3 separate regions of the Homo sapiens genome follow, and regions 1 and 2 are each linked to region 3. A link is an interaction called in ENCODE POLR2A ChIA-PET data of the cell type or tissue named here. Cell type or tissue: GM12878. All regions are shown on one strand. Each heading gives the region's core, and the rest is flanking DNA. Links, peaks and the distances in the headings are about the cores only. Region 1 overlaps PAWR (pro-apoptotic WT1 regulator). Region 2 has its middle 110 kb from the start of MIR1252. Region 3 overlaps PAWR (pro-apoptotic WT1 regulator).

Region 1 (11,227 bases), core at 3,897-8,896, 61 kb before region 3:
AAATGTTATAAAAATGCCCAAATCAGAAATTGTAGTTACTGTATAGGTTAATTTCCTATGAGGTTGTTAAACATTTTCATTTTTTTCTTCCAATTTAAAACTGTGCATATTTTAACAGACAGGTTGAGCTACTTGGAAATTCAAAGTACTTTAAACATTTATGTAATGTCACATACTTAGTGCAAAATGCTCTGTCTGCTTTGCCTCTTTTCCAGAATTTAGACAAGTCTAGACTACAGAAACACCTCAAATAGTTAATGCGTAATTAGAACTTTACTTTCACTCATTTTTAATTTTTACATATCTTTAAGTGAAAGCATATACTTGTGTTTATAAATGTATTTGATAATTAGCAACTCAAACTTTTAAAGCATTGTGTTTGCCATCTTATCAAACTACTATCAAGTGCAAACATTTTTCCCATTGATTACAAATCTTACATGTTAGACCTATAGGCATCCTTGACTGGCAATTGATTTTGAACATATTTGGTTAACTGCTGAGTCAACTTTCTGTTTAGATCTTAGGCAAATGTGTTATAGCCATATACCTACATGTATAGAATTGAGCCTCAGCCACCTGTTACATTCTCCTTAGGCTATGTAAAAATACACAGGGCACCATGGCTGAACGACATTGTAGGAATATTTAAATTCTAAAAGCAGCAAAATCACACACTTCAAAGGTAAAAAGAGCTCCAGCAAGTTCAAATCTTAGCATGTCAGTTGACTAGTAAAATGTTTATTCTGTGATAGTTTTTGGAGATTTTGTCCAGCAAAATTTTGTGGGTCACAGTGTATTTTTCAATGATAGTCTCATTTATTTTAAGTAGTTGAAGAAATAGGGCAGTTGTATTCTGAAAATTAATATTTTGTTAGGTTTTGCTGAAGTGAACAGATAGGAGAGAATTTATATTGTGGATTACAATTCTGTGGCAGCTGAAACTTTGTTTTCAGGCTCTTCATAATAAATTCTGTGGGGCCAGGTGCCATAGCTCACACCTCTAATGCTACCACTTTGAGAAGCTAAGGTGGGAGAATCAATTGAGCCCAGGAGGTCGAGCCTGCAGTGAGCCGTGACTGCTCAACTGCACTACAGCCTGGGTGACAAAGTGAGACCCTGGCTCAGAAAAACTCAAACAAAACAAAACTCTAGGGGGACTAAGAGAATAGGATAAATAAACATAATAATATACAGTTTGAAATACAGAACTGAAACAGATGAAATTAACTTAAAAAGACATCTTTCAGACTAAGCTTATCTATGGTCATGTAAGCAAACTACTTAATATTTTAGAATTTGCAGGTTACATAAAGTATCAATTGATTTTCTATTATTTTGGAGTTTTTTCCAGAATATTTTTAGTAGTATTTAAAAAGAATGTAAATCTCAGAACAGAGTTAACATTCAGAAGATGGTGCTTGAGGAATAGGAATAAAAAGTACGATTGTATTAGCTGAAATAATCAAAGAAGTTACTTTTAGGTTTCAAATTCTTGAAAGACTTCTCCATATCCTATAATGTAAGCAAAAGTTGATGCAAATCAAATTTATGTAATCCTAATTTTTTTCTGCTAGTAGAAGTAATGTGTTAAAAAAAAGGCAGTGTGTTCACTGTAGTTCTCTCATGGAAATAAATCCAAGGAAAGGTAGAAAAACCTGTTATCTTATACATATTAATATTTGTGTTTCTATTCTTATTTTTTTGAATCTACTTGAGAAATGGAACCACACTATTGATTTGTGTGTATACTTAACCACTCATCATGAGTATTTTTATGATGTTATTCTATAACTTCAAAAATAGGGGTGGATGTGTATGTATCTTTTGTTGTATGTTTTTTAGAGACAGGGATCTTGCTTGTTCCCCAGGCTGCAGTACTATGGTGTGATGACTCAGCCTCAAACTCCTGGGCTCAAGTGATCCTCTTGCCTCAGCCTACCAAGCAGCTGAGAGTACAGGCATGAGCCACCATGTCCAGTTGGATGCATGTGTTTTGTGCTGTTTGATATTAAAATACTTAACCATTACTTCATTGGGAAAGGACCTTACTGCTTATCTGCCTTATTATGTGGCTTTTTGATTAGCCCATAAATAGTCTTAGATAAATAGCCCTTTCCTTTCCTTTCCTCCCCTCCCCTCCCCTCCCCACCCCTCCCCTCCCCTCCCTTCTTCTCCTTTTTTCTGAGACAGGATCTCTGTCACCCAGGCTCAGTGCAGTGGCACGATCATGGCTCACTGCAGACTCAACCTCCTGAGTTCAAGAGATCCTCCCACGTGAGCCTCCTGAGTAGCTGGGACTGCAGGCTTGCACCACCACATTGGGCTAATTTTTTAATTTGTTTGTAGAGATGGGGTCTCAGTATGTTGCTGGTCTTGAACTCCTACACGCAAATGCTTCTCTCACCTTGGCCTCTCAAAGTGTTGTTGGGATTACAGGTGTGAGCCACTCCACCTGGTCTATTTTTTTCTTTTCATATATTGTGTTTCCTGAAACATTGCTCAGGAAAAGTGTTTGTGCCATTGAAAGAGTCTCATAGGTTCAGATAATTGTGAAGGATGACCAGAGGTTTTTTCTTTTTTTAAACCTCTATAACCTTTGATTTCACTGGGAAGTTGGTGGTTGGAGCTGGAGTAATTATAAATGTATGTATGCTGTAGCTGAAATAAGTTCCTGAAACTCATCATGGTATGCAAAATTGTGCAGTAAAAACTGTAGGGCATATGTGAAAATGGAGTTTGGGGCATAACACTCAAAAACTTTGTCAATGGCATTTAAAAAGATAGAAACCTAATAAAAACTAGCAGTTTCACACATGTTAAATGCTTAATAAGTACATAAATACTACAACAAATATGACACTTTACTTTGAAAAATACCTAAACTTTTTGAAAAGTGTTAGAAGGATCCCAGCTTGTGAATTACTGTAAAATGGTAGGAGGAAGGTTATCTGAAATTGGAGTGAGAGTGTTACACCAGATGTGGATGGGTGTAGCTCATAACGTATGCAGTGAACTGACGTAACTGGCAGATGTTTGAGGTGTGTATGCATATATTTCTACGTGACTGGGTTGCAGTTATCTGTGCCTGCTGAGCATTTCTTGCATTTGAACATAAGCAAACACAAAATTAGTGTTATTCTCAACTTGTTCCCTAACATGTGTTCATATCAGTGGCATTGGGACAAATCCATGTTTTTCTAAACAAATGTTATAGTGCGTATATGTCTACCCATGCATAGATATCTGTATCCCCATCAATCTGTCTAAAATATGTAAAACGTTGTAAAAACATAGAAAACAATGGCTTGGGAAGATCAATCCAAGTAATGACATAGAGGAAAGGTATAGGAAGCAGAGAAATGGGAGTACTCATATAAGAGTATACTAATAATGATCGCTAGGGCAATAGTGGTAGAAAAGGAAAGAAAGAATAGATTTCAGAGATATTTCATTGGCATTAAAAATTACATAACTGGATGTTTTGAGCTGGAAAAGTGTTTAGAGATCATCTAGCCCATTACAAAAAACAAAACATTAATGTAGTCTTTCCAGAAAGCTTTTACCTCAAAACTTAAGTTGCATTTCAACCTCAACCTTTTTCCTCTAGCTGAGTCTAGCATATCCCCCACTGCTCCTGGCCCCACCAGGCTAATACTACTGCCGTATCAGGGATTTTATTTTATTACCTCTTACTTAAATACTCAGCCTCTACCTCCTGGTTCATCTTGTCATGCAGAAATGTTCCCTTAATTTTGCTTTACCTTCAGCTTACTGTTTTTTCTCCATAATTGGTCAGTTTCTTAAAGGCAACATTTTCACCTGCTGACTGTTCATTTCTTACTACAGTACTGAAATTCATCTCTCTAAGGTTGCCTGTGACCTTTTTTTTGTACCAGTGTCACCAAACTTGTGACCTCTTAATTGCCGAATGTGACAGCTTCTTTCATTCCATTTGTCCTCTCTGTAGCATTTGCCCTGTCACTCCTCTCATATGCTGCAGCATTTTTTATAGATTCTTTTATAAGAATCTATATGTAAATGTTTCTTCAGAAACATATGAATGCCTGTTGTGTGCCCCAGGCTCAGTGCTGTGTGATAGAAAATATTCACCAGTCTTTAAGGAACTTCTAATCTTTCAGGGAAAGAGATAAATAATTAGAGGTTAGTATAATAACAACTATGATGGAGAAAAGAGCAAAGTACTGAACTAGCACAGAAAAGGGGGCCATGGGCCGGGCACAGTGGCTTTCACCTGTTATCTCAGCAGATTGGGAGACTTAGGCAGGAGGATTGCTTGAGCCCAGGAATTTTAGGCTGCCGTTAGCTATGATAATGCCACTGCACTTCAGCCTGGGTGACAGAGTGAGACCTTGTCTCTAACCACCATCCTGTGCCTCCCACCCCCGCCAAAAAAAAAAAAAAAATACCCTAAAGGGAGCCATTAATTAAGGAAGTCAATAAAGGCTTTACATAACATGAGGTGGTATTATGCTTTAGGTCTCAGTTGGTAAGAAAGATTCTCCAAGTGAAGAGGGGAACAGGGTAACATTTCAGGTAGAGCAAATAGCACGTGCAAAGGCACAGAACTGGGAAGTAATAGAAATAATAACTTTATATTGCATGCCTGCTGTATGTCCAGAACTGCACAGAAGGCTTTCCATGGGTTACATCTAATCTTCACATTAACTCATGAGGTAGGTTTTTATTTTTATCATTTTACAAGATGAGGAAGTTGAGCCTCAAAGAAGTTATGACTTGCCCAAAGGCCATCCTGGCAGAACTTGGCTTTGACTCCAGATCTGTTTGGGTGCCAGTGCCCACACATTGGTTATCATTGTTGGAAATAAGCAGGATATGTTCTAACAGAGGAAATGGTGATGTTCAGAAAATTCATGATGGGGAGTGAATGGAGAACAGTTAAAGAGGATTGATATGGACCAATTGTGTTGGATTTTAATGCCATGCCAAAGAATTCAGACTTTATTCTGCTGTTCAGTATTGTTGACTGGGTACTTCCTTCCTCTGTCCATATCTGTTTATGCAACAACTCTCACAGGTTTTGGAAAGAAAACAGTTTTGTCTGCCTAATTTGAAATCATTAAAAGGATTGTCTTGTTCGGAGGCAGATATTCAAGAGTAGTAAACAACACAAAATACTGTGAAAATAACATATAGTAGAATAAATCAAAATTTCCATATGCATTAAAAAGAAACTAGAGGATAGGATCTAAACAAAGTTGTACCAAGTGATTTCTTTTGATGACAAAAATAATTATATAATGAATAAATTTGAGTGTTTGGGGGTAGAGGGCAGATGGAGTGGAGGTGGGGAACTCCAGTGATACTAAATTGCTAGAGTTTGATTCTAGTGTAATCATGGAGAAGTTTATAGCTTAACGTTATCCCTGAGTTTGTACTTTGCCCTGCACTTTAATATAAAACCAGTTTATTGCATTCTGATTCTCTAGTTCATTCTGTAATACAGATGGTAGGAATACAGGTGCTTAAGGATGGGAATTGCCTTTGAATTTTTCTCCATGTATTACTTGTTTAACTTCTACAAGTGTTTTCTCCCTCCATACTTCCCTCCTTCCTGGTAGTATCTTCGAGGAACTCAAGGGCATCTCCAAACCATGTTTTAGGAATAGTATTCAGAAAATTTGAAATAAAATAGCAAATCTAGGATTGTGCAAAAATCAGCTATAGAATATTACTTATAAATTTAACAAATTTTCTTCCATTTTTATTTTTATACATTGGGATTATATTCTATGTACATTCTTATAACCTGCCTTTAAACTTGACATTGTCTTATTATTTCATTTTAAGCTTTTTTTAAAAGGAGAAATGTTATTACTTTTTTTTGTTGTTTCATAAACACTTTTGTTTCATAATCATTTTCATTGGACAGTGATTCTGACTATCCAGTGATACTAGTACTTTATATTTTTGGAATACAATTATTTGAAGCCACCCACAAAATAAATGTATTTATCCAGAAATTTAATCATTCTACAGATATTGTTACAACATTTTTGTTATCACTATCTTTACAAACATCACAGATGTGTTATTCTTAATGTCTACAGAATATTCTCTAATTTGGATGTTCCGGTATAGCTAGCATACATTTACTACCTTGTTAGTACATGTTAGACACTGCACTAGGCCTTTTGAACGCTTAAGTTAATACAGCTGTTCTGTTACCAGCACTGCCAGGATTTGGACAACTCTGATTTTGTCCTTGAGTACTTTATAATCTAACTCAGAAAAACAAGATTATATAGGACAATTCTTGAACATTAAAAAATGAGTATAATAAAATGTTAAATGTTAGGTCATACTCTTAGTACAGATATTTGAGAGATTCCTGGAGGATTGAATGGTCCAGGTAATTTTGTGAAGGGAATGTGAGATTTGAACTGAATCTTGAAGGACTGATAAGAAATGCACAGGTGAAGAGGAGAGTTCTATTTCAGGCTGTGAAAGCAGAGTGGGCAGTAGTACAAAGATGAGAATTAGTAACCTGATTGGGGTAGAGGGCTTATGTTAGGAAATAGTAAGTGAAACTGAGGGAGCAGAATAGTGAAGGATCTTAAAAACAAGCCCGAAGGTTTTTGGTTTGATGTATCCGGCTACAGGAGAACTTGAGCAGGATATGTTCATATTGTGAGAGCAAAATTTTAATAAGATCAACTATCAGGCTGTAGTACACAGAGCAGACTAGAAGAAAGAGAGAATAGAGATAAGGAGATTAGTTGTTGCCATACTCTAGTTGGGAAGATACTGTGTGTGAAATTATAGAACACTATAGCAGAGAATACAGTTTATTAATGTTTTCAGTTTTATGACTATTTAATTGACTGTTAGTGTCTTCAGTTGGAGTACATAGGGGAGCTTATTATTATCTTGAGTCACATGATAATTTGAAAGATTGATTAAATCAGAAATTGCTTATACTACAAGCTGGCTCTTAGAATATTTTATTAATTATGGGTGAAGAAAGGTATTTGTATTTCTGAATAAGCAGGCCATATTAATGTGAGATTACACTTAAGTGCTTTTTGAGCCTGGTACTATTCTAAGTCCTTTACATGTATTAACTCATTAAATTTTTAGAACAGCTCTAGATGGGTCACTGCTATTATTATTATTATTTCTATTTTACAGGTGAGGAAAGCAAAGCATTGAGAAGTTCAGATTTCTGATTTGAGAAATTAGTTGCTAACTTTGCACTTGCCTCCATTCTTGATTTTTTTTTTTTCCTCTGTTTCCAACTTCATAATGCGATCAGGGTCACTTCTTTCTCCTGTGCTTCCAGCTTCACAATGGGGTCAGTGTCACCTTTTAAATACTAGCCTGAGCAAAACAAATATATTAAGCTTGCTGTTATTATTTTTTTTCTTTCCAACTTTTATTTTAGATTCAGGGGGTACATTTGCAGATTTGCTGCATGGGTAAATTTCATGTCGTGGGGGTTTGGTGTACAGATAATTTTGTTACCCAGGTAATCAGCATAGTACCCATAATATCCTTACCCTTCTCCCACCCTCCACTGTTAAGTAGGCCCAGTGACTATTGTTTCCTTCTTTGCGTCCATGTGTACTTAATATTTAGCTCCGTCTTATAACTGAAAACATGCAGTATTTGGTTTTCTGTTCCTGCATTAATGTGCTTAGGATAATGGCCTCTAGCTCCATCTATATTGCTGCAAAGGACATGACCTTGTTCTTTTTTATGGCTGTGTAGGATTCCATGGTGTTTATGTACCACATTTTCTTTATCCAATCAACTGTTGATGGGGATCTGGGTTGATTACTTATCTTTGCTATTGTGAATAGTGCTGCGATGAATATATGCATGCTTGTGTCTTCATGGTAGAATGATTTATTTTATTTTTATTTTTATATTTGAGAGACAGAGTCTTGCTTTGTCACCCAGGTTGGGGTGCAGTGGCGTGATCCTAGCTTACTGCAACCTCCACCTTCCAGGCTCAAGTGATCCTCCCCACCTCAGCCTCCCGAGTAGCTGCGAACACAAGTGCGGCACCACGCCCAGCTAAAATTTTTTGTATTTTTAGTAGAGACAGGGTTTTGCCATGTTGCCCAGGCTGGTCTTGAACTCCTGAGCCCAAGCGATCCACCCGCCTTGGCCTCCAAAGTGCTGTGATTACAGGCATGAGCCACCGTGCCTGGCCCTGTGGTAGAATGATTTCTAGTCCTTTGGGTATATACCCAGTAAAAGGATTGCTGGGTCTGGATGGTAGTTCTGTTTTAAGTTCATTGAGAAATCTCCAAACTGCTTTCCACAGTGGCTGAACTAATTTAAATTCTCACCAGCAGTGTTTGGGTGTTCCCTTTTCTCTGCAACCTCACCAACATCTGTGGATTTTTGGCTTTTTAATAGTAGCCATTCTGACTGGTGTGAGATGGTATCTTATTGTGGTTTTAATTTACATTTCTCAAATGATTAGTCATATTGAGCATTTTTTTCATATGCTTGTTGCTACGTGTATGTCATGTTTTGAGAAGTGTCTGTTCATGTCCTTTGCCCGCTTTTTAATGCGGTCATTTTTTTTTTGGCTTATTGATTTGCTTAAGGTCCCTGTAGATTCTGGACATTAGACTTTTGTCAGATGCATAATTTGCAAATATTTTCTCCCATTCTGTAGATTGTCTTTTTACTCTGTTGATAGTTTATTTTGCTGTGCAGAAGCTCTTTAGTTTGATTAGGTCCCACTTGTCAATTTTTGTTTTTGTTTGAATTGCTTTTGGAGTCTTCATCATGAAATCTTTGCCAAGGCTGATGTTCAGATGATATTTCCTAGGTTTTCTTCTAGGGTTTTCATAGTTGCAGGTTTTACATTTAAGCCTTTAGTCCATTTGAGTTGATTTTTTTTTTTTTATCTGGTGAAAAGAAGGGGTCCAATTTCAGTCTTCTGCATATGGCTAGCCAGTTATCTCAGCACTGTTTATTGAATAAGGAGTCCTTTCTCCTTTGCTTGTTTGTTGGCTTTGTCAAAGATCAGATGGTTGTAGGTGTGCAGCTTTATTTTTGGGGTTCTCTGACCTGCTCCATTGGTCCATGTGTCTGTTTTTATACCAATACCATGCTCTTTTAGTTACTGTAGCCTTGTCGTATAGTGAAGTCGGGTATTGTGATGCCTCCAGCTTTGTTCTTTTTGCTTAGGATTGTATTGGCTATTTGGGCTCTTTTTTTGTTTCCAGATGAATTTTAGAATTTTTTTTTCTAATTCTGCAAATAATGATATTGATAGCTTGTTAGGAGTAGCATTAAATCTGTAAATTGCTTTGGGTAGGGTGGCCATCTTAACAATACTGATTCTTCCTATCCATGAGCATGGGATGTTTTTCCATTACTTTGTGTCATCTCTGATTTCTTTCAGCAGTGTTTTGTAATTCTCATTGTAGAAATCTTTCACCTCCCTGGTTAGCTTATTCCTAGGTGTTTTATTCTTTTTGTGGTTGTTGTGAATGGGATTACATTCTAAGTAGAAGAATTTAACCTTGTGAAGTGCTTATATGAGGAATAAAAAATGCTACCATAAAGTATATTACCTATTTTTAGCTCTTATTTTAAGTTCTCACAAATCTCAGACCTCTGACAAGGGAGTGCTGTTTGGCTAGTATTGGGTTACTGAATTTGAAAGAGGAGCTCAGGCTCAGCTCTTTGAGGAGAGGCCTCCAACTGGCTGGTAACGGAGTCACTGAGGGGCACAATAAGGCTGGTTTCAGCTGTTGCTACTTGAATGAGTGCTGCTCTAGTGACTAAGCAAGGCTCAGGTGAAACTGACAGAACAGGAAGCAAACTTGAAGAACAAATCACTTCTTCCTTCTCCAGACTTGCAATTTCCTTTTCTCTCTTTGTATTGGTAGACACTAGAAAGAAATATGATTAATTTAGGGCCGGGCGCGGTGGCTCATGCCTGTAATCCCAGCACTTTGGGAGGCTGAGGCGGGCAGATCACGAGGTCAGGAGATCAAGACCATCCTGGCTAACACGGTGAAACCCCGTCTCTACTAAAAATACAAAAAATTAGCCAGGTGTGGTGGCAGGTGCCTGTAGTCCCAGCTACTCGGGAGGCTGAGGGAGGAGAATAGCGTGAACCTGGGAGGCGGAGCTTGCAGTGAGCCAAGATCACACCACTGCACTCCAGCCTGGGAGACAGAGCAAGACTCCGTCTCAAAAAAAGAAATATGATTAATTTGACTCACTTAATAATGGTTGTGGTAATTGAGAAATTTGACATCTAACTTGATATTTGATAATATTAAGTAATCATTTTTCATTATTTTCGTTGTGGTAGTGGTTTAGTGTGTGCTGTAGAAGAATTGTTTTAGAGATATATATTGGTATATTTAGAGAAGAAATGCCTGGGATTTGCTTCCAAATAATATAGGACAGATAGTGGTGGGAAAGTAATAGAAATATAAATGAAATTTGTACTTGTTGAAATTGCAGTAATGAACAAATTAGGATTATTTTATTTTCTCTACTGCTGTACATGTTTGAAATACAGAAAAAAATTAGAATCTTTTTTTTTTTTTTGGTGATACATTCAAGTTAATAAAACTGATTCTCGTTGAGGGGTATGGATGTGATCTAATACACACAATAAACTTGATGATAAGTACCTTGGAGAGGATAAAACAGGGAGATAGGCTATAGAGAGTAGAGGCTGCAAAGTGGTGGTAGCACTTTAGGGCTGGCAAGGAAAGCCTCTATATGGAGCAAGGTATTTAGTTGAGATCCAAACTTTGGAAGGAGCCAGTTAGGTAAAAATCAGGGGAAGGAGCTGGGGTAAAAATGTTCTAGGTAGGAGAATCGGAAGAGATTGTGGGGAGAAAGAAAACAAAACAAAAGTTCTAGGTGGAGGGAACAGACATTACAGAGGTTTTGAGGCAGGAAACTTCAAGTATTCAACTTAAAGCAAAAGTTGGGTAGGTGAGAAGAGATAAAGACCAGGTCATGGTAGAGTTTGGAGTTTAAGTGCAGTTGGGAGCTGCTTGTTGGTTGAAGCAGAGGAAGTACTTGATCTAATTTTTGTTTCAGAAAGATCAGTTTAGGTTGTAGGTAAAGAATGGGCTCTGTGTACGGGAAGGAGAGGGCAGACCACTACAGCAATACAGGAGAGAGTGACCAGGTGGGAGGTAGGGGCCATGGAGAGACGGGATTGCGTATGGAATATGTTTTAGAGGTAGAG
Region 2 (11,227 bases), core at 2,897-7,896, 85 kb after region 3:
TTAGCCAGGCGTGGTGGTGGATGCTTGTAATCCCAACTACTTGGGAGGCTGAGGCAGGAGAATTACTTGAACCCAGGAGGCAGAGGTTGCAGTGAGCTAAGATCATGCCACTGCACTCCAGCCTAGGCAATAGACTGAAACTCCATCTCAAAAAAAGAAAACAACAATGACAACGATGTGCTGTACTACCATTTATTATATGCTAATATAGCAAATGGTAGCATAGTAAACTAGTTTGGGATGTCTATCAGCCCATATCTTCTTTTTCAGATGTGAATCAATAGCCCCTGCTGAAAGGATAGGTTTAGGTGGCTAGGTGTGTACCATGGAACCCACATCTCTGGCCCCACAGATTGCACCAGGAATGTGAATACCTGACCTAAGCTGAACAAGTTATATTTTCTTTCTCAGTTTCCTTAATGACCCCAAAACTGTATTTAGATAGTGTTGAGTTGGGCCTAGTGCCTCAAATGGGCTTTAGTTACAATTAAATTTGGCTTTGAGGGGCAGAAAGCAAAAATTACAATGCCTAAGCAAGATGGTAACTTATTTTTCTCTGATGTAAATATAGGCAGTCCTGAAGGCTCATCTGGCTAGCCATTTCATGATCATCAGGGACTCAGACCCCTTCTGTCTTATTGCTCTACCATTTTCAACATGTGGCTTTTACCCAGTCGCAGGCTGGTAAACTGGCCCTCTGGGGGGGAAAATGGCATAATTTGTAGCATTTGCCTGATTTTCATGGTGGAAATACTCCCACCATGGCCAATTTCAAGCTACAATGGTTTAACAACCAGCTTGCAGAATTCCTCAATGTTTAATCATCTGCTCTCCCAAGCTCATATAAGCCAGATCTAGCACACCTCTGTTTCTCTGTCATGGTCCAAAATGGCTGCCCTCGCTCCAGACATTAGAATTGCATTTCAATCAATAGAATGGAAGAAATTGGAAGAAAAGATCAAACTCCTTCCCTTTTTAGGATATCTTCTGGGAAGTGTGCACAGCTCTTCCACTTAAATCTCATTGGTGAGAATTTTAACACATGTCCACACCTAGATGAGAAATGTATTCTTTATTCTGGGCCACCATTCACCACCTATTTGGGTGTTCTCTTAATAAAGAAGCAGAGGAGATTAAATTTTGGTGAAAATTAGTAATCTCTGTCACTAATAATAACACTAGTTCCATATAAAAGCCCAAGTTAGTGAGGAACCAGAAGATCCAGTTAAAAAGAAGTTAGTTTTCAGAGTGAGATGAATTGGAGTGGATTACAGCAGAAATCCTAAATATGCAGCTTCAGATAGAGAAAAGATCAGTGCCTATTATCTAAATTTTAGTGTGACCATTGATAACACCCCCTTTTTCATCTCCTGAGTTCCAAACCAATTGAGGGACAGATAATTAAGTCAGGCACATGGAAATAAAAGTGTCACCTAAGCCATTTGGAGGACAACTTTTTTTTTTTTTTTTTGAGATGGAGTCTCGCTCTGTCACCAGGCTGGAGTGCAGTGGCCCAATCTCAGTTCACTGTAACCTCTGCCTTGCGGGTTCAAGCGATTCTCCTGCCTCAGCTTCCTGAGTAGCTGGGCCTACAGGCACATGCCACCACGGCCAGCTAATTTTTGTATTTTTAGGAGAGATGAGGTTTCACCATGTTGGCCAGCATGGTCTATCTCTTGACCTTGTGATCCGCCTGCCTTGGCCTCACAAAGTGCTGGGATTACAGGCATGAGCCACCACACCCAACCAGGAGGACAACTTTAATCTTGCAGTATCAAGGGGCTTACCAACTTCACTGCAGAAATAAACTTATCTACCTAATCAAAGGCAGACTTGGAAAACTGCAGTGCTGCCCACCGTCCCATCCTGGTTTTTCCCTGCTGTGGGGACCTGCCCTTGAACGCCCCATTCAGAAGATTCCCAAGGAGAAGAAAGGAAAGGGCTGCACAAAGCATGTGTAGTTTCTTCCTTCAAACTCACCAGTCAGATAATTGATTAAGATTGATTGAGGGTTAAGGAGAGAGGCCAGTATATGTCTATTCATATTGCAACATGAGGAGTAAGTGCTCTTATCTAATACTTAAGACTTTCAAACCTGTTGAGGTTTAGCTCATTATCCTGCAATTGGATTATGGGAAATCCATCCGAATCCTTACCACTATCTACACTTATTTAAGCTAACACAGATGGGTTCTTTTACAACGAAACAGTCCCTAAGACAGAAATGTAATTAACAGCTACATTGTGTGAGTCAGAGACTTAAATGTTGTGGGAGTTCATAAGACAGTTATAAGAAAGGGTTGGAGCAGACAAAGGATTTTTTATGTAAGTGGTGGAATGTAAGCTTAAATCTTAATGTCTGGGCAGGATTTTTGATAGGTGGAGGGAATGCAAAGTGTTACGGTCGAGGGGAACTTCATGGATGAAATGGGAATGAGGGAAATGGACATGGCATGGTCAAGGCATGGAGAGGAGACTACAAAGTCTAACTGAGATGCCTGTTGAAGAGCAGTGGAAAATCAAGTTAGGCAACTTGGGAGCAAGATTATGTACAACTGTAACAGAGGAGTATGTAGTTGATGGGGAAGGAAATTGGGAGTCATTGCAAAAATGTGGTGTTTTTCACAGATATTCTGGAGAAAGTATTATTCCCTGAACTTAATAGTTGTACAGAGCACAGATTCCCTTTTTTGCTTAAACCAGTTAAACTATATATCCCTGACTAATACATTTCACTTATAGGGTATAGGGAAGTAATTCTCAAACTTCTACATGCACTATAATAAATTGGAGGATTTGTTAAAATACAGATGCTGGGCCCTACTACCGCAGCTTCCAATGCAGTAGATCTGGGATGGGACTCAAGAATTTTTTTTTTTTTTTGGTTGGGCACAGTGGCTTACGCCTGTAATCCCAACACTTTGCGAGGCTGAGGTGGGAAGATCACTTGAAGCCAGGAGTTTGAAACCAGACTGCACAAAAAAGTGAGACTCTGTCTCATAAATAAATGAGTAAATAAAATGAAAAAGAATTTTTACTTTTAGGAAGGCCCAGGTGATGTTAATGCTGCTGGGATTATACTTTGAGAGTCAGTAAGATGAATGCTGGCCTAGGATGAATCATTTTGAGTTTTGAATAAGTGAATGAATGAAAATGAATTCCCTAAATCATAAAATGAGAAATCAGATGAAATGGCCTCTGAGGTCTTTTTGAGTCTATGCTCCTGTGATTCTAAACTACAGAATACCCCATTCACATTTTTTTCATATAATGAAATCTCAGTGTTTACTAAGATTGCTTTCATCTTTTGTTACTGCATTCATTTTACATGAGAGGCTCATATCATTCCGTAAGTGGGAATCTCAAGGCAGGTGTTTGGACTTCAGATGTTTTCTTGAGAGAGAAGGACCTCTTAACACGGGTCCTCCATGCTTCTGCACTCAAGAAAATAAAAAAGGAAAAAAGAAAAGCAGCAGTGAATTCCAATCTTGCCCATACTGCTTTAAAAGGTTAAAAGTGAGAGGATGAGACTTTCTAAAGGAAAAGTGTGGTTGACTCCCTACCTGAAGCTTTGGAGAGCATTTACCCAAACTGTTAACATTTCAGCCTTAAGAAAATATTTACCCAATTCATAATTGTCCAAAACAATCAGCTGGATATCTGGCCAAAGGAGTCAAGGCTTCCTGGTGAGCTCAAACTTTCGTCACGGATGACCGGGCAGGCTGATTTAGCCACAGGGGGAGGGATATTTGTCAACACTTGGAGCAGAGCTCTCCTTACTCTAACAGGCCTGCATACTGTTAGCTGAGTAAAGGCTGGTCTATGGTCGGGCGCGGTGGCTCACGCCTGTAATCCCAGCACTTTGGGAGGCCGAGGCGGGCGGATCACGAGGTCAGGAGATCGAGACCATCCTGGCTAATAAGGTGAAACGCCGTCTCTACTAAAAATACAGAAAATTAGCTGGGCATGGTGGTGGTTGCCTGTAGTCCCAGCTACTCGGGAGCCTGAGGCAGGAGAATGGTGTGAACCCGGGAGGCGGAGCTGGCAGTGAGCCGAGATCGTGCCACTGCACTCCAGCCTGGGCAACAGAGCCAGACTCCATCTCAAAAAAAAAAAAAAAAAAAGTCTGGTCTAAGCAGCTGCTGTCAGCCATACGGGGAACTATGGTCCGATTGGGGGATTTGATGAATTTCATTTTGACTGATCTTATGTTATTTGCATACATTTCTGTCTAAACCCATTATATTGTAAACTGCTTTGAGGTTGGGCTGTACCTTACTCATCATTGTATTCCACACAGTGAATATCCATCAATAATATTCTCAATACATATTTATGTCCTAAAACTGAACACTGATAGTTGTAAGCAGAGTTCGTAATACTTAAGGTCAGAATCTTCTGGAGGGGGAAGAGAGGTGAATTAGAGTCCATGCTACTAATATAATGCTTTTCAGTTCACCTTAGCTTGCTCATTTTGATCCCATTGCTTAAAATGTCCTTTAACCACAACCACTGACAAATTCTTATTCATTCTTGGAAACCAAGCTCAATTATTGCCTCCTCTGTAAAACTTAACCTTTTTTTGTACTAATTCTGTCCTTTAAATATCCTTGCAATTATTTCATAAATGAAAATTAATTGTTTACTTGTCTGAATTATGAACGACTTGAGAGAAGAGTCTGGTTTTGAAGTTTTTAACTGAATTGACAACCACAGTGTAGACAAAGCAGACAGCTGCTGTGTGGTACCATTTTACAGGTTCAGGTAAAACTCCCCTATCATCTCCCTACCTGTTCTCTTTTTCTGGAAAACATACTATAATTCAGAGCTCTGATTCCTGTTCGTTTCCTTAGCTCCTTGAGAAAGGTCATCCTTGAAGCTTCTAGCGAACATTTATTTTAATGCTAGGGAGTTCTGATTTCTTGCACAGAGGATGTTTTGATAGGAAAAGAACTTGAGCAACAGGAGCATGGGGGAGAGTGGAGATGAGGGTTTATCTTGCTTGAGTCACCAAAGATAAACTTTGCCTAGTTTCTAATTTCACCAACAGCTGAAGCCTTCTAATGGGTTAGTCCAATGAAAGACCCAGTAGTACATAGTGGAGCTCATTCTACCCACTGAAGCTAGGGAAGGAAAGAATTCTACTATTTCCATCAGTCATTTGTTGAAACTGGGTCTGAAATGGTTTTAAAGTCTTCAGCGGTAAACCAGTAGAAGCTGCGTAGCTCTTTGTTTGAGTGTTGCTGTGTTACTAGAAATCAGACTATGCTTTGGTGCCTTGAAGACCCAAAATTGCAATGTATGAAATCCTAAGAAATGTTAAAAATATTTCTGAGCCTTTTGGGAAGAGATTATTAACTTATCTCTGCACCTGATCTCCTGGAAACTGAGCCAGTTGGACATTGATTAGGTCTTGATTTAGTGTCACTCGTAATGATTGACAGTTTTATGAAGGATCTTTTTTCCTAGGCAAAGGTCAAGGGATGCAAGTCAATGGAAAACATTTCTTTTCAGAAAAGAGAGTGCTGCCTCTGCTAGTTTCCATAGCTGCATCTCTATGTATCTACACATAGGGAATTATTTGCTTTAAATTGTCTCATTTCTGGATCTGACTAGAATGAATTTTGTGTTTTGTATTTGTGATTTTTATACATGTCAGAGTGTTTACTGACAGAGATGCAATAGTTAAAAGCGAAAATTGCTGAACAGCTTCAAGCGTGCTATGGAAATAAGAGGCGGGAAGATGGGAAAGACAGCATGTAAATAATCAAATATTTATTGGCCCCTGATTCATAATTAATTTTTAGAAATACCATATCCAATCTAGATAAGAATAAAATACTCTTTATCATTCTGATATTTTGTGCATATGTTTTTACAGATTATAATCTCTTATACACACTTTCCCAAATTTTCTCACTGGTCACTTAGGTAACATACCTATATTCTATTGCCTGTCTCCCTTGTTTTTCCACACAGTGGAGCTGTAACTGCACTAAGATGGAGCAAACAGATTTCCAAAGATTAAGATTCAGTAAATTATAGTGAGAATTGACAAGAAGTTTCTGTTTATCCATTGACCAGAGAAGGGAAATAATTCATCAAGTTTAGTTTGAAGGTCTCAGGATGTTGAAATCAGACTTTTACATCTTAATCCAGTGAGAATGAAAAATGAACTACTTATAGTGTCTGCCCATGACAAGTCATTTCTTTGCTTAGGGATGCAAATCGTATCACACAGTGGTCTGAAATATTCCTTTCAAAGAGATAAGCTGTTTGTTTTTCAAAATGGAGCTTCCAGGTGTGCTAATTCTGAACACGAAGCTTTGTTATTTGGAGAAGAATATCCTTTTATGGTGGTACTAGGTTAGTTGGCAAATATTTACTAATGCATACTTTGTGCTAGGAACTGTTGTGTTCATGAGGACAGAGAAAAGAACAACACAGATGACTCCTTGTCTGTACATAGCTTCCACTTTAGTGGGAGGAGACAAATGATAAAAGTGCAGCCATGAGAAGATAAGATAAAGTGATGCATTACAGATTGACTAAATTGGTTAAGGAAGATCTCTCAGAAGAGGCCAGGCGCGGTGGCTCACACCTGTAATCCCAGCACTTTGGGAGGCCGAGGCACATGGATCATGAGGTCAGGAGTTCAAGATCAGCCTGGCCAAGATGGTGAAACCCCGTCTCTACTAAAAATACAAAAAATTAGCTGGGCGTGATGGTGGGCGCCTGTAATCCCAGCTACTCGGGAGGCTGATGCAGAGAATGGCTTGAACCTGGGAGGTGGAGGTTGCAGTGAACCGAGATCGTGCTACTGCACTCCAGCCTGGGCGACAGAGCAAAACTCCATCTCAAAAAAAAAAAAAAAAAAGATCTCTCAGAAGAATGATATCTGAATTAAAGTCTGAATGTTGGGGAAAAGGCAACCATTTGACAATTTTGAGGGTAAAGAGATTGAGCTCAGCATGTCTGATAGAAACAAGACCAGTAGATTGGGATGGGTGAACAAGGGAGAATGCTCAGGGAGATGAGGCTAAAGAGGAAGGCAGAGGCTGGGTCACTGAAGGCGTTTTTGGCCATGGTAAGGAGTTTGGAGTTTATTCATGTTGCAATGAAGAGTCATTGAGTGTTTTATGCAGGAAAGGGATGAGGTCTGATGTAATTAGAAAAAATTAATTTGTCTGCTGTGAAGAAAATGGCCAAATGGGTTGCCTTGCCAATGTGATGGCACATGTGATGTCAAGGAGACCTGTTAATTGCTTTAAAATAGGGTGGTAACAACGAAGGTGAGAAATGGTCAGTTTAGAGACGTTTGTTGTAGCCAGGGCTCTCAAGACTTATAAATGAATTGGATGTGAAAGAGAAGAACTCAGGATGACTACTAGGTTTCTAATCTGAGCAATGAGTAGATGGTGGTACTATTATTAAGGCTGCTGGTGGCATTGGGGAGAAAGGGGGATTTTATAGTAAAGTAATTCTCTAGAGTTCCCTTCATATTTGTGCAAAGGAATTAGTCATTCTGCTGTAAACTACTTCATTACTGTAATTAGAAAGCTGCATTAATACCTTTTTAACTAGTGGTATCTATTCAGGAGACGTTTTCAGATGACAGTTTGTTTTCCGATACCCAGTAGTCTGCAATTTGTGGCCTGGGTGATACATCAGTACCAGATATCTGTGATTTCTTTTCTTTTCTTTTCTTTTCTTTTTTTTTTTTTTTTTTTTTGAGAAAGAGTCTTGCGCTGTTGCCCAGGCTGAAGTGCAATGGCGCGATCTTGGCTCACTGCAACCTCTGCCTCCCGGGTTCAAGCTATTCTCCTGCCTCAGCCTCCCGAGTAGCTGGGATTACAGGTGCCCACCACCGCACCCGGCTAATTTTTGTATTTCTAGTAGAGATAGGGTTTTGCCATGTTGGCCACCTAGGCTCTATGGCATGGCCTTTTGTTCCTCAGCTACAAACCTGTATAGCATGTGACTGTACCCAATCCTGTAGGCAAATGTAACATAACAGTAAGTATTTGTGTGTCCAAACATAAAATGGTGTGGTAAAAATACGGTATTATAATCCTATGGGACCGCCATCATTAATATGATCTGTCATTGATCAAAATGTTATGTGGCACATGACTGTATGTGGTTTACCATTTACACTAACAGCCTCTTCTTTTCATTCCTCTACATCCTTTCTTATGGGCTCAAGCAAATGCAGCTGTGAAGATTTACTTGTAGTAGACTCCAGATGAGGTTTCTCTTCAGGGTTTAAAGCACCCTTTCCAATTAGCAGCATCTATGCTCTAGGGAGATATGGGATGGGGTGGGGGGGTGTTATTTTGTTTCCTTTTCTTCTGTTGATCCTGAAGGCTGGTTTTCTGGAAATGACTTGGAAGCACCCTTCTGAATTTTCTCTCTGATGACCTATGTCTCTTTCTATTTGTAGGATATATAGACACTGTGACTCAGGTAGCAGTGATCCCAGGCAGAAAGGTTAAAGGTAGATAAAAAAGGAGCAGACATGTTTCCAGTTTCTACTCCATAGCACTTGTATAATATCAAGAAAAAATAATAAGATAACTTGTTTTGATAATCTAGCTTGTCATTCATTTTCTCAGCAACTATTAATTGAGTTCTTCAGTATGCCAGGTAACACCAGATGCCACTCCTACCTTCATGGCTATTTTGGCATGGGCTTGGAAAATGTTTGCTATGCTCATTAAGAAAAATAATTAATTCTTTAAAACTTTAAAGTCATTAGATTTTACTCTGCTAGTTTGTTTAAATGTTCATTTATTAATTAATTCGCCAAATACGTTTACTTTGATTAATTATCATAGAAAGATTCTTGTGCTAGGTTTCAGGATTTGAGAAAGAAAATCAAATAAAGATGCAGCTTTCAAAGAGCTGTGGAGACTGCTGCATTTCGGTGGATCCTGTGGTGTCAATAAATGCATCAGTAGAGTTAAATCCAATATAATAACCAGCAGTGGTTTGAAACACTCATTTGAAATGTCCTGGGGCTAGAATAAATAATGAATCATTATTATGAAGTACTAGGTCCCTGGAGAGTATGATCTTTGGACCAGCCAGAGATGGGATGAAAAGCACTTCTGGTCACTGAAACTGTGTGGGAATACAGCATCAGTAATAAATTCAGTTATGTCTCAGGATACACAATAGGGGACAGAGCTACCTCCTCTCTGATGTCTAGTGCATTTTCCCATTTCTTATTTACTATGCTTTGCATTTTCTAAACCCTACTGAGTTTTCATCTTTTGCTGTAATGAGCATTTCCCTGTAAAAATTGTTGGCCACTGTCTGCCCGATAGAGTTGCTAACAAATATTACAAATTCAAGGCCAGGAATGACAAATCATATGCAAGTAGAGCTGAAAAAGATATTAGAGTTAAATGATTATGAGTCTGCAATATTTTTTATTTTGTTAATGTACAAAACATAACACCACACCTGCAGGATATTCTGATACATGAATACAATCTTAGCTTTTAGAAGTCGTGAGGTAATCTTCAATATTGAAGATCCCTGATCAGGTATCAAGTCTAGAGAAACCTAGAGAATTTGGAGAGACTTCACTCAGGTAATTTTTGAAAAACAGATTGAAGGTAGGCCGGACGCAGTGGCTCACACCTATAATCCCAGCACTTTGGGAGGGTCAGGACCATCCTGGCCAACATGGCAAAACCCTGTGTCTACTAAAAATATAAAAACTGGCTGGGTGTGGTGGCACATGCCTGTAATTCCAGCTATGCGGGAGGCTGAGGCAGGAGAATCCCTTGAACCCGGGAGGCAGAGGTTGCAGTAAGCCGAGATGGCCCCACTACACTCCACCCTGGGTGACAGAGCAAGACTTCGTCTCAAAAAAAGAAAAACAGATTGAAGGAGAATATAAGGAAGGAAGAGTATGACTTTGAGTACCAGAAGACATGGTGGCTCATGAAGGACAGTTTTCTTTAGGAGGCGAGTGTGATGAGTAGAAGAAGAGGGATTTGTTGAAGACTGGGAAAACTCTTTTGATCCTTTTTAAACACTTTGATCCTTTTTAAACAACTCTAAAAGGTAGGTTTTTTAGATCCCCATAGTATGCTATTTTCATTTACAAATGAATTTGAAATGAAGTGATTGATTTAACTTAGATGTATGTGCCTAATAGCTCTAGTATAGTGTTAGGAAGAACATTAGCTTTCCACTTAGGTCTGCTTTCCAGTCTATTATCTTGGCTAGGCTACTTTCTAGAATTATGTGATCTTGTTTAAGTTATTTTGTTTTCTTATCTGTAAAATGGACATAACAGAGCCTGTGCTGTTAGTAGAGGAGTAGATAAGTAACTGTATGTGAATTACCTACTATATTATACATCTGAGCCTTTTGATAAACAAAACTAGTATTATGACAAAATTACAGAAGTTTGTAAAATCTTTATCTACTGAAGATATTGAAAAAACTGGATATATTTTTATTAAATTGTGATATTAGGAGTGTCCTGGAAAGAAGGATTGATAACTTTCTCACATTCCCAACAGACGAATTTTATTTTTTCCCTTGATGCAAAATAATGCATGGTTGATATGGTAATTCAAAATATTCACTAGTATATAAAGTAAAACTCGACTGTGCTCTAATTCCATGCACTGAGATGATCATCATTAATAGTTTGTTATATACCCTCTCATACCTTCCCTCAGTTATATGAAAAAAGAATGCATACCTTTTCTTAGAAAAATAGAATGAAATTGGGCACATATTTCTGCAACTTGCTTTTTATATATGTAACAACATATCATGAACGCCTTTCTCTGTCAATTCATGGAATTCTATCTAGTTTGTTTTTGATTTTATAGCTGCATGATATTCCATAAGGTGATTACATCATTATATATTCAATTAGTCTCCTGCTATTTGACTTTCAGATTGTTTCCAGTTTCCGTTTTAAGTTTTGCCTCAAGAAAAGATGCTGCAATGTACAATATTGTATGTTTTTCTGAAGGATATATTCATAGAAATATGCATGGCTAGATAAAGACATATTTAATATTGTAATAAGTTAAAGAAGACTTCAGTAGATTCAGGTTAGGATTTATTTTAACTGACTTTAAACCAATATGTATGGCTTGCATTACTGAAAAACAACTTAAAGCAAATGGCCTATTGACCAGTGGGTTCAATGGGACATCACTAAGTGAATAAAGTTGGAAGTTAAATGTTTATT
Region 3 (11,227 bases), core at 2,800-7,799:
TGGTGTGGATATGGAAGTACAAGTTTTAAGCAGATAATTTATAGGAATTAAATGTACATATTGCTGAAAGAAAAATACTTTTATTATGCAAACTAATTTCTGAATGCACAAATATTTCTTTAATACTATCAATATATTTTCACATATTATCGAAACAGTCTATTAATAGTAGAAATAAAATGGAAACTCTTTTTTTCTTTCAGTGCTTAGATGAGTACGAAGATGATGAAGCAGGGCAGAAAGAGCGGAAACGAGAAGATGCAATTACACAACAGAACACTATTCAGAATGAAGCTGTAAACTTACTAGATCCAGGCAGTTCCTATCTGCTACAGGTGAGTATTTAAAAATACCAGGAAGTCACTATCTATTTTAATGGCAATTTTTCAATTATGCCTCTTGAGTTGTATGTAGTAATATATCTCCCATTGCCTCCTTTCCTCCTACTTATGCCTTCCTTACCATAAGTGGGTTCTGACATCACATGTTGGGCTCACCGTAAGCATGAACACTCTCTTCACCCTTTTCCGGCTTGTGCATCCTTTGATAGGCTGTTCTGTAGGGCCTCTGTTTGCTCCTGCTGAGACTCGGAGAACTCATGTCGGATTGCTCCTCCATGGGGACTCTTCCTCAACTTGATTAGGTTTTGACAACTCCAGGCCAGACTGCCACTCCATGTGAACATTCACTTCATCCTGCCTGCGCTCTGGCACAGAATACCCCATGCCAGGCTGCCTCTTGGAGGGTAGACATTTTTTACCCTGCTAGAGCTCTATCACCCTTTTCTGAGCCACCCTCCTGTAAAGGTAAACTTCACATTCTACTTGGGACTCTGGCTGCCCCTTTATGGGACTCCCTTTCTGACCTTGCCTCACAAATGAGGCCTTACCTTCCCTGCTTTGTAGAAATCTTCTTCATTCTGCTCAGGCTCTGATTTCTTAGGTCAGGCTGAGTGAGCTGTGCTATGTGAGCAGTCTCCTTGGTTTGCTTGGACTTGAATTCTCTATGCCAAGCAGCTCTTCTTTATGACAGGTTCTGATACCCTGATCTGAGCCACTGTGTTTTCTCACGTTGCTCTGCCCTGCCTAATGGCTTTAGGACTTAATTATTCAGGAAAGGAAGGGGAAGGATGAGTTTTTCCTTTTAAAATATTTGTTAATTTGATAAAGCTCTTATTTTTCATTTTCTTATTTTATCAGTTATATATTAGAGAAATTTTATTCTGAAGTCATCTTCAACAATATATCATACTAAATTATACATGGCAACATAGATATTTTAAGTTAGTCCTGAGGGTCAGTTAGCATGTTATGCCATAATTTTACTGAGGGCTGTGGCTTTGTTGCTAGATTATTTGAATAACATCAGTATTACTTTGCTGTATTCATCTGACTTGTATTTGTCTGATCTTATTTCACCTATGCTGTTATACTTGTTTATACGTTAGAAGTTCTGATCTGCCACTGTACCTGTAAAGACTGTTTTCATGGGGATTTCCTTATTGATCTTTATAAGCTTGAATAAAGCAGAGCGTTTTATTTAAACTTACACAAAACAGTTTGTGCTTTGCCAACATTTTCTCAGCTCTACATAGATCTTTCCCCTTCCCTTTAGTAATAGAAACCATCCCATTGCAAGGAAGATTGTTTCAGAAAGAGTATATTTGAAATCAGTTGTATAACAGACTTAAGGATTTGGGGGAGATCTAATTACGTAGTCTTTGAAACTTTTAAGACCAGTACCAGTCTTAACAGTTGTACTTTTTACAAGCCGTTTCAATGATACTAGTATAGCAGTACCCCCATATCAAAGGGAGTTATGTTCCAAGACCTCCAATGGATGCCTGAAATCATAGATAGTACTGAACGCTATATATACTATGCACATATTTGTTTTTCCTTCCTTACAATTTCATGGATAGAAGATATGTTCTTATCATAAAGCTTAGCAACTTCAGGATATGATTTTTCTTTCTTTCGTTATTAAGCTGAGAATTTTCACCTTTTTACTTAAAGCAAGCACTTTACAGCTTCTCTTTGGCATATCAGAATTGCCAGCATCACTACTCTTGTACTTTGGGGCAATTATCAAGTAAAAGAAAAGTTAATTGAACACAATCACTGGGATACCACAACAGTCTGATAACCAAGGTGGCTCCCGAGTGACTAATAGGTAGGGAGCATAGACACTGTGGTTACATTTTACAAAGGGATGATTCAGGCCCTGGGCGAGATGGAGCAGGACAGCACCAAGTTTCATCATGCTAGTCAGGACAACTCACAACTTAAAGTTTATAAATTATGTCTCAAGTTTTCTATTTAATATTTTAATTTATTAATTAAAATACTAAAATTTTATCAATTAAAATTATTAAATAACAAATATTAAAAATTATTAATCTAGCTTTATTAATACCCATGGGTTGACCATGGGTAACTGAAACTGTAGAAAGTGAAAGCTTGGATAAGGGAAAAAGGACTACTGTATTTCTTCATTTTTTTTTTCCCTATTTAGTATGGAGTAGTAATTATTAAAGTGCCAAATAATTATATAGTTGTTTCTTTGCCTGGAAATTGTTGTGGCTACAGAAATATAGTTAAGACATCTAAGGTGACGTTTATATTTGTGTGGAATTTTGTTCTACCATGTAAGAATGTCAAGCATTTTCCTCGTTAAAATTATCAGGGACTTATTTCAGTGAACATAATGTCCTCTGCCGTCATCCATTTTGTCGCAGTGATCTCACTTATATGTGGAATCCAAAAAAGTCAAACTCATAGAAGTAGAGAGTAGAATGGTGATTACCAGAGGCTAAGGTAGATGGAGAAAGGAGAAACATTGGCCAATGGGTGCAAAGTTACAGTTAGATAGGAGGAATAATTTCTGTTTTATTGCACAGTAAGGTGATTATAGTTCATAATAATGTATATTTCAAAATAGCTAAGAGTATTTTAAATGTTCTTACCAGAAAGAAGTGATAAGGGCCTGGTGCAGTGGCTCATGCCTGTAATCCCAGCACTCTGGGAGGCCGAAGTGGGTGGACCACTTGATGCCAGAAGTTCAAGACTAGCCTGGCCAACATGACAAAACCCCATCTCTTCTAAAAATACAACAATTAGCTGAGCATGGTGGTGTTCACCTGTAATCCCAGCTACTCAGGAGGCTGAGGCACAAAAATTACTTGAACCTTGGAGGCGGATGTTGCAGTCAGCTGAGATCACACCACTGCATTCCAGCCTGGGTGACAGCGAGACTGTGTCTCAAAAAAAGAAACAAAAAAAAAAAGAAGTGATGAGTATTTGAGGTAATTCTGTATAGGTTGTTCTTTGCATTGCTATAAAGAGACACCTGAGATTGGATAATTTATAAGAAAAATAGGTTAAATTGTCTCACACTTCTACAGGCTACACAAGCATGGCATCAACATGTGCTCAGCTTCTTATGAGGCCCTCAGGGAGCTACTCATGGAGGAAAGCAAAGCGGAAGCAGGCACATCACATGATAGGAGCAGGAGCGAGAGAGAGAGCGGGGGCAGGTCCCATACTCTTAACCAGATCTCATTGGTGCTAAACCATTCATGAGAAATCCACTCCCATGATCCAGTCACCTCCCAACAGGCCCCGCCTTCAACACTGGAGATTACATTTCAACATGAGATTTGGAGGGGACATCCAAAATATATCAGACATATATGCTAATTACTCTAATTTGATCCTTCCATAATATATACATGTATTGAAATAAAAATATCACTTTGTGCCTTATACATATGTCTAATCATTATTTGTCAATTAAAAATAAAGCTAAAAAAATTATAAGGGACCTTTCACTGCACCATATAGGTTGATTTTTTTTTAACCTAACATTTCTAATTTAAGATATGCCCAGTTTTCTCTTTTTGGCCAGGATATAGAAATCACTTTAAACTCCACCTTTAATTGCCCATTTTTAACATGCATAAGAAGACTCCCACCCCTCCCAGTCTCTAATCATACTGGTATAATCTATCCAGTGTGGGGAACATTTTACTGTTAAAAGTTTTTTTTGTTGTTGTTTTTTGAGACGGAGTCTTGCTCTGCCACCCAGGCTGGAGTGCAGTGGCATGATCTCAGCTCACTGCAACCTCCACCTTCTCTGTTAAAGCAATTCTCCTGTCTCAGCCTCCCAAGTAGCTGGGATTACAGGCACTTGCCTCCAGGCCCAGCTAATTGTTGTATTTTTAGTAGAGACAGGGTTTCACCACGTTGGCCAGGCTGGTCTCCCGACCTTAGGTGATCTTCCTGCGTTGGCCTCCCAAAGTGCTGGGATTACAGGTGTGAGCCACCGTGCCCTGCCAAAAAACAAGAATCACTATAAAATAACATTCAGCTTCAAAATGTATAATCTCTAATAAAAGACCATATTCAAATCCACCAATAAGGAATAAACTCGTGTCGTCTGTGTGCTTCAAAATCTTAACTATTGAAATATTAGCTATATACAAGAAATAAGTATAGCTTAAATTCTGATTATTTGTATGTCTCAGACATGAGCATGGAATGACTGTAATGGCAAACCCGCAATTACTTTTCGTACCAACGTAGTATGTGGGAGTTCTAATTTTATCAACTGTATCAAGCTAGCAGTGTGGAAAATACTGTGTAAAACTTACTGAGTTATGTTTTAAGTGACTGAGTGTTTAAAAAAAAAACCCAAACAACTGTAGAGAAATGTAGAAATCTGATATTTTTACATGACTTCTGGTTAGCATACTTAACTCAAAACTTGTCTGATACTGACTTTTAAGTCATTTATAATTGGGTCAAAGTGTGAAATTATTGTAATGCCACTGCAATTTAGAGTTGCTGAAAATGCCCTCCATTTTACATTTCTGTTTTTGTTAAAATTCTACTCTATATCTCTATTACTCTAAGTTTTACCATATTACAGAAAAAGTCTATTTCAAGCCTCAGAAATAGTGTTTGTTGCCAAGTTATTCATACAATTTCAGTTGATATACCAGTAACCCACAAATTAGTAAATCTAGTAAGGGTTGCTCTCATTTAGCAATTTTGCTGACTTCATTTCAGTAAAAGGCAATCTGGGCAATCAAGCTGATGTGGCATGTTCTGAGATATTTCAAATATAACCAAAATGAGACAGATGTGAGAGAAATGATGTGTGATGTTTTAGAACTTTATTTTGGAGATTCTGGCATTTTTTCTCATGCATGTGTAGTCAGACATCATACGCCTTAGTTTAGTTCATATAGGGTAATATTAGGGAATTTAATAAAAGAAGCTCTTTGTAAAATGTTAATGCAAATACCGTTTGTGAAACTACCAGGGGAAAAACTTTTTTTTTTTTTTTTTTTTGAGACAGGGTCTTGCTCTGTTGCACAGGCTGGAGTATAGTAGTGTGATCTCAGCTCACTGCAACCTCTGCCTCTTGAGTTCAAGCAGTCCACCCACTTCAGCCTCCCGAGTAGCTGGGACTACAGGCACACGCCACTTCACCCAGCTAATTTTGTATTTTATGTAGAGATAAGAGTTTCACCATGTTGCCTAGGCTGGTTTTGACTTCCAGGGCTCAAGTGATCCACTCCCCTCAGCCTCCCAAAGTGCTAGGATTACAGGTATGAGCCACTGCACCCAGCTGGAAAAACTTCTGTATGAATCATTATCACTCATATTTAATAAAGTATATTTTGAGTGAGTATACATAAGCTTAATATTTCTTTCGACATTAAATAACCATCTAAATAAATAGGGGATCTGTTTTACGTGTTTGGTACAAAAGTGTAGATTCGTGGATATCTGCTTAATGACAAGCAGATAAGAAACTCTTTAAAGTTTGCTTGCCAGGTTTTGTTGTTGTCCTTGCTGTAAGAACAGCTGATGCTCAGGGATGGTTAAAATGTCTTTGTATCACCTGTCAAGGCATGACTTCCCCAGAACTAAGCGTGTTTATGGGGTCAAGCCCACATACACAGTCGCTCAAGTATCCTGTCACCTGGTTATTTCCTGCAACTGGTTACTTCCCAAATGGTACTTTTTTGTAACTGCAGATTACTAAGGAAGTTATTTCCCTAAGTTGTCAATATATATTTATTGCATACTAGGTGAGCTGGGGTTTTGGGGGAGAAAGAAAGGAATTGCTGGTGGAGGGTTCTTATTTGTCAGACACTTACATTTTACTTAGAATATAAGATATATACATGAAAAATTGAGATACAAATAAAACTAAGTGATATAGGCTTCTGTAATGAGAATTTATTGACTTGGAATAATTAAGACAGACTTACTCAAATTCCATGCAGAAAATTCAATTAAGATTTTTCCATATCCCAGTTAGTTTTCTGTTTGTGTTAGCTATCAAATTGAAATTGAAAGCCTGTTTGGAAGGGACTGTGCTAATTTTACTCACTTATGTCATTTTATCTCTACAACAACCCAATAAAATAGGCACTGTTATTCCATTTTAGAGATCAGTAGACACTGATAGAGGTTAAACCCATAGTCTCCTAGTCTCCTAGCTACGGAGTAGCCTGTCTGGTTGGAAACTTGATCCGATCCCTCCTCTTAATCATATGGTTTGCTGTACTGGTTCCCCACATTGCTAGTCTTTTATCGCATCATGCAGTCAGTATTTACTCTTTTACTCTGGAACTGGTTATCTTATAAAGGTAGCTTATTCTTTTACCTTAACCAGATGAGAACTTCTTTAATTGTAGGATCTCTCTTGGCAACTTAATGATTAATTAGGAAAAAAGTTATCAATTTTTAAAGACATCATTTGATTTTGACCTGTTTTATTAAAGTGAAACTGCAGAAGTATTTGGAGAACCTAGACTGTCAAAAGATTGAACAGAGACATGACTGCCTAGTTATTTGCAAGGTAACAATTTTTCTACCCCAATGGTTAATGTTAACTTTTAGCAACCTTTTTTTTTAGTAGCTTAGAATCAGCACAATATTAAAATGTACTTTTTCACTTTTCATTTTTAGCTGTATATGTAGTCTTTAAAAATAGGAACTAATTACTATATGCACACGGTAAGTTGTAAGTTTTAGAAAAATTGATGGCATAAAAAAGACAAAGGGAGATATATAAAGACTATAAGGCCGGGCGCAGTGGCTCACACCTGTAATCCCAGCACTTTGGGAGGCTGAGGTGGACGGATCACCCGAGGTCAGGAGTTCGAGACCAATCTGACCAACATGGAGAAACCCCGTCTCTACTAAAAATACAAAATTAGCCAGGCGTGGTGGCACATGCCTGTAATCCCAGCTACTTGGGAGGCTGAGGCAGGAGAATCACTTGAACCCGGGAGGCAGAGGTTGCGGTGAGCCCAGATGACACCATTGCACTGTAGCCTGGGCAACAAGAGTGAAACTCCTTCTCAAAAAAAAAAAAAAAAAAAAAAAAAAAAAAAAAAAAAAAAAAAAAAAATATATATATATATATATATATATATATATATATATATATATATATATAATGGTGGTACTTTTTAATGCCCCTTGACTTTCAAGAGGATTTAAGCTGAGTGGATGATGAGTGATGCCCCCGGCCTTGTCCATTTTCTGAGTTTTTAAAATACTTCTTTATTAAAAACATAATTTTAAAAAAGTGATTGATTTGGACTGAAAAATCAGATGTAGACTCCTGTTTTGTTTGACCAGCAGTGTGAATTTTTTAAAACAGTAATTGCTTCAAGTTGGTCTTTTTAAAATTAGGTATTCTCTATCAACTATTTTATATAATAAGTAATTGTGTACATACATACTCAAACTGATACATAATTATTTTTACTTTGCAGGAGCCACCTAGAACAGTTTCAGGCAGATATAAAAGGTAAGAATCCTTATGACTTAAACATATTGTAGACATGAATGTAATGTCTGTCTGACATTGACTTAACTAGAACTATTTAAAGCAGCTTTTTGAAAAGTAAGAAACTTTTCTACTGTGCTCTTAAAAATAAATTATATTGTAAGCAGGAGTATCATGTCTGCCTGACCATGGCTTATTCTGACATGCCGAAGTCTTTGAAAACTCACTGTGAATTTGCATGGGTCTGATGAACTTTGCAAAATAAATGCCTTGAATTGCTATTTCTCATGTATTTAAACATTGAAAATATAAGTAGACCCATCTGTATTAGTTAGCTCAGAGTGCCATAACAAAATACTATAGACTGGTGACTTAACAGAAATTAATTTTCTCACATTTCTGGAGGCTGCATGTCCACCATTGTCAGGTTCTGGTGAGGACTCTCTTCCTGCCTTATAGGTAGCCACTTTCTCACTGTGTCCTCACATGGCAGAGAGAAAGAGGGAGGAAGAGGGAAAGTAAGCTTTCTGAGGTCCCTTCTTTATAAAGGAACTAATCGCATCATGAGGGTCTCATCCTTGTGACCTCATTTAAACCCAATTATCTCCCAAGGGCTCCATCTCATTAAGGGTTATGGCTTCAACATATGAATTTTGGGAGGACACAGATCAGTCCGTTGCACCACCTGTACACAATGAGTAACACTTCTAACCAGAGAATGTGTTTGTGTATGTATATGTATAGGAAGAAAATCAGAATTGGGTACAAGAAGTTTTTCAGTGGAGGTGTCTAGGATATTCACTTCCTTCTTCCCTGTTGAGGCCATAAAGGTTGCAGAAGCATGTGGTCATACTTGCGCTAATAATCCTAGAATGATAAATATTATTGAGTACTTACTGTGTCCAAATTGCTTTACATAGAGTTCTTTCAATTCTCATGATTATCTTATAAGGCAGGAATAATATTTATTTCTCTTTTATAGATGAGAGACGTGAGGTTAAATAAGTAGAATAATTTTTCTGGGGTTATAAACCTAGTCAACAGTAAATTCTGGATTTGAACTCTGGCAGCCTGACTCTGGAGCCCACATTTTTATTAACTATGTAAGACCATCTGCCTAGATTTATACATGTAAAACACTTACTTTCATCTGTATGTTGGAGTTTAAAATATTTCAGCTGTTTCATCTAAAATAAAACATTCATTAACCAATATTATATAAAAATTTTAATTTTTGTCATGGGCTACAGTATTTATTAGCAATAGAAAGAGATGAGAAGGCCAAGATAATCAGAAGAGTAGTTAAGTCTGAAGTAGTTTCTGGCACATGAGAAAACACTCAATACATTTACTACTGTTAACTGCTTTTATTTTCATTTCTGGGTAATTTTGATGTAGGTATAATGAAACCTGCTTTCGTTTGCCATTAATAGTTTAAACTGGAAAAAATCCTTTTTCTCTTTCCAGAAATAATTATGAAATAGCCTTGATGTGGCCTGTTCCCATACCACATTCTCAAACCAAAAAATTTTTAGCATTAGTTTTTGGTTTGGAGACTAAAGATAAACTGTGGCAACTTATCAAGTTTGTTGTATTGATCTTATACATTTAGTTCTTATCAAGTAATAGTCTTAAAGTACGAATGACACTTTTCAAATTTGTGTTCTTTAATTAGAATCAAGAGGGGAATAATTTTATAAATCCTATCAAAAGCTTTATTTACATGTCATTGTGTTAAATCAGAAGGCAAATTTATTCTCTGTGAATTTTTGTGAAACTTTTGAGACCATTACTTGTGATATGTCCATGTGTTTGTACTTTTCTTACTTGTATTCTCATAGCCTAGAGCATGTGGTTTACTTTTCAGCTTTCAAAGATTTGCCCCTGTTTAATATTGTTATAAATATCTTAAAGTTTCCCATCATTTTTTATTGGTTTGGAGCTCCATTTTAATGCCATCTAAAAAGAGAAAAAAAGACAAAAACTTAAAAAGCCACAAAACCTAGAATCTGTATATGAAATTATCTCTTATCTAGTAGAAATGTGTTATACTTTATATCAACAGTTTGTTATTTTCATTAATCTGTCAGCAAGTTATAGCAATGACTAGAGAATAGATGTTTCTTAGTGAAGGTGTCTGCTGACTAATGGGAATGAAGAAAAGGGAGAATAGAGTAAAAGATAGAAATTTGGCATCACATGTAAGAAAATATTTTCAGTAAACCTAATAACTTATTTTTTATATATATATAACTGAAAATAGAAAATATTTTCAGTAAACCAAATAACTTCCAAGAAATTATATATATTTTATATAAATTATATATTATATATAAATATATATAATATATACTGTATAAGATTTATATATAAATATCTATAAGTTTTATATATAAATATCTATAAGATTTATATATAAATATCTATAAGATTTATATAAATATATATATATAAATTTTATATAGCTAGAAATAACTCTGAAAGTCATTAGGAGGTTCAAACACCCAGAAGATTCATTTGAATGTATGCTCTTATAAATTATGAATTAAATACTTAATTTTTCTCACAAATAAGAATGTACATTTTTAGCCTTGAGTCTGTTATGTGCTCAGTCTAATTATGCTGTATTTTAAAACTTGAATTGACTTTCGTGGAATGTGTCTTACATATTCCCGGTTTTCCTTATAAAAATGTGTTTAACTGTAGGGAACTATTTGGAGGTGAGGGTTATGTAATTTCTGAAACTCAAGATTTAGTAAAGATGGATCAGTGTTACCAATTTGTGGGTTTTTTTTTTTCAATGTGTAATTTTCTTTTTCTTTTTTTTTTTTTTAATTTTTGGTAGAGACAGAATCTCTCTATGTTGCCCAGGGTGATCTCAAACTCAAGTGATCCTCCCAACTCTGCCTCCCAAAGTACTGAGATTAGAGGCATGAGCCACTGTGCCTGGCCTCAATGTGTAATTTTACTCCTCACCTAATGTAACATGAGTATCTTCACCTTTTGAGTTCTCTAAATAATGGCTAGTATCAACTGAGTGATTTCTGCCTTTTAAACGAAGTGTAGCATAAATATACCAGAAATCCTCACTGTCACTGCTTTGGTAACCCGTAATTTCTGTCTACTTTATTTGAATAAAACATGACTATGATTCTTTTTCTTCAGGGTCAGAATTTTCTTGCAAAGTCAATTCTGCTATAATGCTTGCTTTCGAAATGCAAATTGGTCCTAATTGGTACATTAGGGAACAGTTTGACCCTAACTCAAATTTTACCTTTGCTTATATACAGTTTTGTTCACCAGAAATGCTAGGTAAATGCTGAAAACCTTACCCAGCTCAACCAAGCTGCATAGGAATACACAGAAGGTTCTCAGGCATTCCTGGCAAACATCTACCAGGTACCTCAGTATG

The links. ChIA-PET counts read pairs that join two places held together with the same protein. Peaks named below come from ENCODE experiments on the same cell type or tissue, not always from the same donor. Only the 100,000 strongest peaks of a DNase experiment are listed, where the experiment ranks them.
Region 1: POLR2A ChIA-PET joins it to region 3 with 5 read pairs; 5 of 35 experiments call an interaction of 5 or more read pairs at or near these places.
Region 2: POLR2A ChIA-PET joins it to region 3 with 5 read pairs; 2 of 35 experiments call an interaction of 5 or more read pairs at or near these places.

The regions. Positions count from the first base shown.
Region 1 is chr12:79,672,069-79,683,295 of GRCh38, reverse strand. All of the region lies in intron 2 of PAWR (pro-apoptotic WT1 regulator), which reads left to right. Among named protein-coding and RNA genes, the nearest start is that of PPP1R12A-AS2, 12 kb to the left of the region's middle. In GM12878, for the core only: no CTCF peak of the experiment used is centred there; no DNase peak of the experiment used is centred there.
Region 2 is chr12:79,525,527-79,536,753 of GRCh38, reverse strand. No RefSeq gene overlaps it. Among named protein-coding and RNA genes, the nearest start is that of MIR1252, 110 kb to the right of the region's middle. RefSeq lists an enhancer at 3,415-3,915. In GM12878, for the core only: no CTCF peak of the experiment used is centred there; no DNase peak of the experiment used is centred there.
Region 3 is chr12:79,610,184-79,621,410 of GRCh38, reverse strand. It overlaps PAWR (pro-apoptotic WT1 regulator), which reads left to right. Exons shown (of 7, transcript NM_002583.4): 3 at 204-335; 4 at 7,802-7,836. Among named protein-coding and RNA genes, the nearest start is that of PPP1R12A-AS2, 74 kb to the left of the region's middle. In GM12878, for the core only: no CTCF peak of the experiment used is centred there; a DNase peak (open chromatin) is centred at 5,100; H3K27ac peaks cover 503 bases.